Linked DNA regions of Homo sapiens: region 2 is linked to region 1. The links are chromatin contacts, found by Hi-C in ENCODE. All regions are on one chromosome and are shown on one strand. The core of a region is the stretch at or near the end of the contact, and the rest is flanking DNA. Distances in the headings are between cores, read along the strand shown. Region 1 holds the start of VGLL4 (vestigial like family member 4). Region 2 holds the start of XPC (XPC complex subunit, DNA damage recognition and repair factor).

What was found. Hi-C counts contacts between places; a loop is a spot of excess contacts on that map. Pooled maps may share reads with other maps.
Region 2: a map of naive thymus-derived CD4-positive, alpha-beta T cell shows a loop between it and region 1 (7-fold over the local background). The contact joins the promoter of XPC here to the promoter of VGLL4 in region 1. A Hi-C loop is called at or near these places in 1 of 168 maps with a recorded cell type or tissue (naive thymus-derived CD4-positive, alpha-beta T cell), 1 of 37 single-sample maps with no recorded cell type and 6 of 50 pooled maps.

Annotation. Positions count from the first base shown.
Region 1 is chr3:11,642,089-11,646,372 of GRCh38, reverse strand. VGLL4 (vestigial like family member 4) reads left to right here and starts at 2,458. Exons shown (of 5, transcript NM_001128219.3): 1 at 2,458-2,936. The coding sequence starts at 2,855. RefSeq lists enhancers at 2,235-2,314, 3,505-3,874.
Region 2 is chr3:14,176,806-14,181,554 of GRCh38, reverse strand. It overlaps XPC (XPC complex subunit, DNA damage recognition and repair factor), which reads left to right and starts at 2,954. Exons shown (of 16, transcript NM_004628.5): 1 at 2,954-3,089. The coding sequence starts at 2,987. LSM3 (LSM3 homolog, U6 small nuclear RNA and mRNA degradation associated) reads right to left here and starts at 2,738. Exons shown (of 4, transcript NM_014463.3): 1 at 2,674-2,738. The coding sequence starts at 2,694. RefSeq lists enhancers at 2,645-2,694, 2,795-3,144 and a silencer at 3,195-3,314.

The DNA of each region.
Region 1 (4,284 bases), core at 1,209-3,708:
TGGATAAAGTTTTCTGATTGAGAATTTATGTAAAAACGTAGCACAGTAAGAGTACTCCAAAACTATCAGTTAAATTTAAATCTGATACCTGATATTGTTTGTTTTCAGTGCAATGATCTCATGTATACTGGATGTTACGAGTTTTGAGTTTTCTTCAACCCTCCCCACCAAATACCATTAAGTATTTTAATTACAATTGATAGGATACATATCTTTCACTATAGCTTATTACATGTAATATAGTGTCAATAAATATTCTTATAAATGAAAGCTTGTGAAATCTTGATTCCCCTATTACTTACTTCCCCTGATGTCACCCCAGTGATTACTGTTGCAGCAATGACGGCAACAGTATTTAGTATTTAGATGTCATATAGTTTTTTTGTTTTGTTTTGTTTTTTGAGACGGAGTCTTGTTCTGTCACCCAGGCTGGAGTGCAGTGGCACAATCTTGGCTCACTGCAGCCTCTGCCTCCCGTGTTCAAACAATTCTCCTGCCTCAGCCTCCCTAGTAGCTGGGATTACAGACACATGCCACTATGCCCGGCTAATTTTTGTATTTTTAGTAGAGACAGGGTTTCACCATGTTGGCCAGACTGTTCTCAAACTCCTGACCTCAAGTGATCCGCCCGTCTCAGTCTCCCAGAGTGCTGGGATTACACGCGTGAGCCACCGCATCCGGACTCCCAAGTAAGATTTCATTAGAACACCTTGCCATGAGTGTGCCTAATAAACCCAATGCAACTATTGCTGGATTTTTTTTTTTTTTTGAGACGGAGTCTCGCTCTGTCGCCCAGGCCGGACTGCGGACTGCAGACTGCAGTGGCGCAATCTTGGCTCACTGCAAGCTCCGCTTCCCGGGTTCACGCCATTCTCCTGCCTCAGCCTCCCGAGTAGCTGGGACTACAGGCGCCCGCCACCGCGCCCGGCTAATTTTCTGTATTTTTAGTAGAGACGGGGTTTCACCGTGTTAGCCAGGATGGTCTCGATCTCCTGACCTCATGATCCACCCGCCTCGGCCTCCCAAAGTGCTGGGATTACAGGCGTGAGCCACCGCGCCTGGCCTATTGCTGGATTTTTAACATACAACTCCTTCAAATTATTTATTCAAATATTATTTTGGAATATTAAAAATATATTTTTAGAATAGTAATTCAAATGTTTAGTTTTTGTTTTTTTTTTTTCTATTTTGTTAACACGTTCTTGATGTGCTGAAAACTGAACATTCAGTGGTTCACTCGTTCAGTAAACAGTTTTTGGGCACCTGAACTTGGTTGTGCTAGGCACTGGGTAATCAAAGTTTAAGCCCCAAGTTCTTCCAATAGCAAATAGTACAGCTGCATGCCACTAGCTTCTTACACACAGGTGGGTGACATACATGCCAAATGAAAATAATTTTACCCTTTCCCTCTATAATTTCAAGTACACTTTTAATTTTTGATATTATAGCCCTATTTGCTTAAACACTCTTCCATCTCTTCTCCTCTCCTTGTCTCCTTTTTTTCTTTTCTTTTTTTTTTTTTTTTTTGAGACAAAGTCTCACTCTGTTGCCCAGGCTGGAGTGCAGTGTCACGATCTTGGCTCACTGCATCCTCCTCCTCTCAGGTTCAAGCAATTCTCCCACCTCAGCCTCCTGAGTAGCTGGGACTACAGGCGTGCGCTACCACACCAGGCTAATTTATGTATTTTTAGTAGAGATGGGGTTTCACCATGCTGGCCAGGCTGGTCTTGAACTCTTGACCTCAAGTGATCCGCCTGCTTCGACTAGGATTACAGGTGTGAGCCACTACACCCGGCCCCCTCGTTTTTTTAAATAAAATTATAACATTAGGTGGGAAAAAACACTTTAAAAGTAGTTCTGTCAACTATTTTGGGGGCTGTGGGCCAGTCATTTAATCCATCTGAACCTGTTTCCTCTGCTGTGAAAGGGTGATACCCTCCTTGCCCTGTCCATCTCAGTTGTTATGGGGATTATGGAAGAAGCTATATGTAACATTAACATCAGAAATTTAAATATCCAGTTAAAGTGTAAATGGATATTATAAAACAATCTTTAAAAGAAACAAAGACACTATATATATATATATGGCTTATGCATCACTAGCACTTTGGGTTTCCGAAACCCCAACATGAAGTTTCACGAAAGTTGCATTCCATGGGAGTTTGCTTCCATGATGGATTTTTTACTTTGTACTTAGCTCCTGAAAAAGAAACTTCCTGGGTTTTCTTTTTTCCTCCTACGGTTTTGCAGCGGCTTGGCTGCTTCCTGTCAAGAGCCACTCTGCCAAGGCCCCGTCTCTAGAGTCTCTCCCCCTCCCCTTTCTCTTTCTTTCCAACACTTGCTACATTGAGAGGCTGATCCTGTGCAGAAGCCCTCCCTGCCTCGGCAGCGCGGCGCAGTGAGCATGCTCGGCCTCCTGCGGGAAGAGGAAGCGGCGGCATAGGAGTCATGCCAAGCATAGCCCTCATGTCAGCGCTGCCGGCTTGCAGCGGGCTGTGAGAGGGGCCGGCGCCGCTTTGTCCTAGGAAACGGGCTGCGCGTTTCTCTTTTTCACTCTTTTCCATTTCCAGGAAGGACTTGTAAGGACTTCTGAAACGCTGTTTTCATACTCGATCGGGGATACAGTACATACACCGTCTACCAGTAAGCCCTTGAAGGGTTTCGTGTGAGCTCGATTTTTTTGTGCCTGATTTTTTTTTTTTTAACTTTTGCATACTTTGTTTTGATAGTCTGAGGCTGGGCCTCTGCCTTTGTGAAGTTGAAGAGCCAGGAGCTACTCAGCAACAATTGATTTTTGAAACTTAACTCTTTTGGGGCAAAAGCAAAGAGCTGGTTTTCTTTGCTAGCCCAATAAATGCTATTTATGAAGATGGACCTGTTGAACTATCAGTACTTGGACAAGATGAACAACAATATCGGCATTCTGTGCTACGAAGGTAGATGTCCCGTTGTAGAATTACTGCCCGTTGCTCGTCCCGGCCACTCCTCCTCAGTGTGCTGGGTGCCTGCCTTCTAAGCGCCCGCTGTCCTCCTCCGGGGTGTAGGGCACTTGAAAGGCCGGCGTTTCTTAGGTTCGGTTCGGCACCGAGTGTGTTCGGATCTCAGGCTGCGGGGGGCGGTGGAGGGGGCTGGACGGGGAGGCAGTGAAGTAGAAACCCTTCAAAGTTTGCTCGTTGCTTGCAACGTACTCGCGCCTCACATTTTTAACTCTTTAAAATGTATGTATTTTTGATTTCCGTTAATATTGTCTTTAGGGGAAGGACTTGTAGGACGCCGGTAAAAGTTGAGCCTCTTTGGGGGAGGGGCTGGTAAGGATTGCACCGTCTACTGTACCCTGCTGTGGGCCACGGCGCCCTGCAGCTCACGGAGGGGGAGCCAAAGTTACAGCGAGTTTTTGTGCTCGCGAGTGAGCGTCCCAAACAGCGGAGAATGTCCCTCTCCCGCGTGGGGCCGGAAGGGCACCGTGTCAGCGAGCACAGGCGGGCTCTTTGTCTCGCTGGCGCTTCCTGTGCAGCCCGGGGAGCGCTGACACTGGGGGGTGTTCCTCGCGCTCCGCTCCCTGTGGGAGCGATTACACAACACCCCGACCCCCAGCCTGCCCTGAAAAAGAGAGAGCCGCGCCGAACTGTTATTTATTACCTCCTACTGCCCGCGAGGTGCTTCCCCCACTGTCTTGTATTTCCAACTGTCTCTGGTAGCAGTCAGAGAAAAATCTATTTCTTAAGCCCTCGGACATCCTCTACGTGCGATTTGAAAAAGTGGCAATGGCCCTGGGTCTGCCGCCGAGGGCATCTCCGGGGGAGTTCGGCCTGGCAGGAAGAGTGTTTTCTGTTGTAACCACACACACATCCGGGACTCTTCTCTTTCTCATTCAGCAGGAGCAGTTTCCATTTTTTCTCCAATAATACACGGGACATTTCTCTTGAAAAAGAAAACAGTTACAAAAACTTGGGAGGGTGATTCACTTGTATTTTTTTAATCTAAAAACTTCAGGCCTGTTTCCTAATCAGTTGAAAACTCACCCTTTCAAGAGTATTTTTCCCCTTCAAGGAAAAAAAACAACAACAACCCTCATTCACGTTGTTTTTTAAAACTCTATGGATGAGGATCTCATATTTAACGTTTTTTAAAAAGAGTATTTGTTTTTCTTTACTCCTACTAGTTCCTGCTATGAGAATTTTCGTGAATTTCTTTCTTTGCATCTGATGTGTTAAGTAACATCTTGCTTCTGAACTCACTTAAAAAAGGCAGCCGACTTTAGAAAGCCGTAAGCAGCCATTGCTG
Region 2 (4,749 bases), core at 1,705-4,204, 2.5 Mb before region 1:
AAAAGAAACAGGATTAGTAATGTAGTACTAGAGTCAGAGTAGTGCTTAAATCACTGCTATGCTGTGTGACCATGGGCAAGTTATTTAACCTTTTTCTGCCTCAGTCTCCTAATCTGTAAAATGGAGATAATAGTGTCTACCTAATACTGTTTTTGTGAGGCTTAAGTGATATACATGAAGGCTTAGAACAGAGCTTTTCACATAATACGTGCTATATAAATGTAGGTTAAAACACACATACATGAGAAGTTACACAGCAAAATAATCATGACTATACTTTGTTCCCTCAAAATCCAAACTGCCTGACCCAATTTCAGGGCATAGGGTCTCAGGGACTTTAGCTTTATCTCAAATATTATGTAATCATTGGAAAAACACTCACTTAATGCCTACCATACACTAGTCAGAATGCCAAATAGAGGTGTAGGTTTATGGGAAGATTATGAATTCAGCACAGGTTGAGTTTAGGCTGCCAACTGGTGAATAAGATAAATATATTTAGTAGCCAGTATAGAACACTGGTTGAAAGCACTGGCTTAGCCGGGCATGGTGGCACATGCCTGTAGTCCCAGCTACTCCAAGGGCTGAGGTGGGAGGATTGCTTGAGCCTGGCGAGGTGGAGGTTGCAGTGAGCCAAGATCGTGCCACTGCACTCCAGCTTGGGCAACAGAGTGAGACTCTTGTCTTTTTTTTTTTTAAAAAAAAAAAAAAAAAAAAAAAAAAAAAAAAAAAAGGCAAGCAAGCACTGGCTTTGGAGTCAGGCAGTCCGGGTTCAACTCCTGGCTGTGACCTGACATTTATGAACTGAGATTAAAAATCATGCCATCTGTAATTCTCAGATTCTTCATTTGTAATTGAGAAAGCCACAACCTTCTTTCTGGGTTCTTATGAGGATTAAACTAGTTAATGCATTTAAAAACAGTGCCAGGAAAACAGAAAATATTAATATTTAGAAATGGTTCCTATTGGCCGGGCGTGGTGGCTCACGCTTGAATCCCAGCACTTTGGGCGGCTGAGAAAGGCAGATCACCTGAGGTTAGGAGTTTGAGACCAGCCTGGCCAACATGGTGAAACCCCATCTCTACGAAAAATACAAAAATTAGCCAGGTGTGGCGGCACGCACCTGTAGTCCCAGCTACTTGGGAGGCTGAGACAGGAGAATCACTTGAACCCAGGAGGCAGAGGTTGCAGTGAGCTGAGATCACGCCACTGCACTCCAGCCTGGGCGATAGAGTGAGACTCCATCCAAAAAAAAGAAAAGAATAGAAAAAAAAAGGAAAAGAAAAGATTCCTATTAATATTATATTATTACAGAACTGCTGGAAACATTGGTTTTAGAGGTCAGGGCTAGGATGACTTGGGGTCACCCACATGGAAGGGATGGTTGCAGCCGCTAAGAGTTAGAAAGATTATTCAAGGAGAGCTTCTTCAGTAAGTACACAAGGCCAGTGGAGGAAGGTAACTGAATTGGTAACAGGCTCTGAAGATTCAAAAGGCCTGATGAGAGAAAAAAATAACCTAACTCAACTGGTCCCTATGTCCCTCAGTTCAACAAGTGTTTGTTAAAGGATCAGATAACCAACTGTTAGATTACAATGATAGAGAAGTCACAATCCCCACCCTCAAGGAGCTCATTCTACTGTGGAGAGGCATACAAATAATTATAATACTGTAAGAATATGCACATGAAAAAGCCCTACTGCTACCTAAGCCTCTGTCTGGGATGCCCACTGTCTGCTCTTTTCATCCTGTAGCTTTAAATATTGGCTTCTCAAAGAGGCTTCCTCTGATCATCTAACTCATTCACTCAAATATTTTTTGAGTGTTTCCAGCACTGTTCTAAACCCCAAAGACAAAAGAATGAACAAAACAAAATCCCTGCTCTTATGGCATTTACATTCTAGTGGGGAGAGATTCACATTAAACAAAGATGCATACATTTAATATGAAAAAATAACTCTCTATGAAGAAAAATGAGGCAGGGTAACCAGAGTAGCGGGAGTGCTATTTGGGCAGAAGTCCTCTCTGAGGAGGTCAGATTTCAGTAGAAAGTTTAAGTTGTGGCATGATCTCCAAAGATATTTGAGGAAGAAAAAGACCAGGTGAAAAAGCTTCTAGGACCATCTGTTATTCTGCATACCAGTTCCTTGTTTCCTTCACAGCACATCACAGTTCCTGGAAGTCTTACATATTTATATTTACTTTTATCTGTTCTCCTCGCAAATATAAGCTCCAAGTAATGGCAAGGATCTCTTATATGTCGATGTCAGTGTCCCTGGCCCTTAGAACAGTGCCTAACCATACAAAGCTGATGTTCACTCTATCTGCTGAATGAATAAATAATTGTTGCGCTCACTAATGATAACAACTCCTAACTTTATTACCTGGCTTTCTATTGGAATCCTGACAGCTCCATGAGGTAGCTAAGGATAATAATCTACAGATTTAAAAAAATGAAGCGAAGAGTGTGAGAATAGTCATCAGGTGGGCTTCTAACAGGAAAAGGTCTCAGGGCCTACGGCAAAATTCGGAGGGGGGGTTACGGAAAGGACAGGGTGGATTAGGCCATGGTGACTTGGAGAGAGGAGGCACGACTGGCCATTTTTCCTGAGTCTGGAAAAAGCAGCCTAGTACAAGAAGCTCCTTCGAGCGACCTCCTTAAAATACACTTACCTGGTCTACGTCGTCCGCCATGTTTCAAACCCTGCGCCCTTTCCCGCCTCTCGCGAGAACACAAGAGCAACGTCAATCTCCGGAAACGTGAGGATACAATACACCGGAAATAGAGAGAAACCTGTTGTGCTCTTTCCTGCTTCCCGCAGTTTTTTAGTGGCCACGGGTATGGGGTGGAGCTTCCTTTAGGGGCGTGACTAGGCCTCCAACGAAGGGGCGTGGCCAAGCGCACCGCCTCGGGGCGGGGCCGGCGTTCTAGCGCATCGCGGCCGGGTGCGTCACTCGCGAAGTGGAATTTGCCCAGACAAGCAACATGGCTCGGAAACGCGCGGCCGGCGGGGAGCCGCGGGGACGCGAACTGCGCAGCCAGAAATCCAAGGCCAAGAGCAAGGCCCGGCGTGAGGAGGAGGAGGAGGGTGAGAGCGAGGCCCAGCGGGCTTCGCGGGAGACGCCGCCGGTGGGCGGAGGAGGCCCAGAGGCAGGGCGGGAGTCCAGACGCGGAGGCCTGGTGGAGGTTGCTGCGCGCGTTCCGCGCCGTGGGGGCAGCCCGGCAGGCTGCGGCCGGCCCTCCCCGCTGTCCCCGCGTCTTTGTCCTGCGCACCCAGAGCGGTTTCCCGCGAGCTTCGCCCGATCCAAGCTCCTGCGTAGCTTTTTTCCCGCTCCCCGTTGTCCAGAGGATACAGATGTTCAGGGTTGAACTCGGAGAAGGCAGTTATTTGTGTCCCAGGAAGACAGACGGACGGACCAGGACGTAGAGTGATGCAGTGTGCTGACTCCCGAATGATAACTTCAGCTGAGTCTCACCCAGAGTTCCACAGTGGGATCCCACCTGACTTCCCCTCATGGATATTTGATAGGCTTCTTACATTTGTCATGGGCAATGCAGAACTCATGGTTTTCCTCTTTAAATCTATGCTTTCCTCCGTTTTTCCAGTCTCAATACTTGTTATAAAGCAAAGCCCACCTTTTTCTTATGTCCACACATCCAGTCCGTCAGCAAGTCCAGTCAGTTCAGCCTCAAGAGTGTATTTCAAATTTGTCCACTTCTCTTCATTTCCATGACCACAGCCCCTGTCCAAGTCATCATCACCTTTCAGTTGAGTGACTGCAGTTTCCTCTTTACTGGCCTCCCAGCTCTGCATCCAGCAACCCAAATAATCTTAAAAAAAAAAAAAATCATGCCCTGCTCCTGCTTTAAACTCCCCTTGGTTTTCCATTGCTCTTAGCTTAAAATCCAGTTGTTTTATCCTGGCCTACAAGATACTACATGTTTTGGCTCTTGCTACCTCTCCTGTTTCTCTTACCACTTGTTTCCTTGCCAGATACCCTCCTTATTGGCCTCCTTTCTCTTCCTCAAATATGCCAAGTTATTCCTTGAGTCTTTTCCTTTGATGTTCCTTCTGCCTAGAGTGAACCCCCCATGGCTTTTACCAGGGCTGATTTTTTCTATTTCTTCAAAACTCAAGTTAGACATTCCTTGAGCAAACTAAGGTGGTCCTTCCCAGATACCCCGCGGATACTAAAACCTGTGATGCTCAAGTACCTTATATCAAATGGCCTAGTGTTTCCATGTAACCTATGCACATCCTCCGACATACTTTAAATCATCTCTAGATCACTAATAATACCTAATACAATGTGGATACTATGGAAATAGTTGTCATGCTGTATTTTTTAAATTTGTATTTTTTTTCCCGAAATATATTCATCTGTGGTTGGTTGAATCTGTGGATGCAGGGCCCGTGGATTGGTAGGGCTAAATGCTAAATAAATATTTTATTTATTTTTTATTTTTTTCGAGACAGTGTCTCACTCTGTCGCTGAGGCTGGAGTGCAGTGGCGTGACCTCCGCCTCCTAGGTTCAAGTGATTCTCCTGCCTCAGCCTCCCGAGTAGCTGGTGTTACAGGTGCCTGACACCATGTCCGGCTAATTTTTGTATTTTTGTATAGATGGGGTTTCGCCATGTTGGCCAGGCTGGTCTCAAACTCCTGACCTCAGGTGATCCGTTTGCCTCGGCCTCCCGAAGTGTTGGGATTACAGGCATGAGCCACTGCGCCCGGCTAGTAAATATTTTA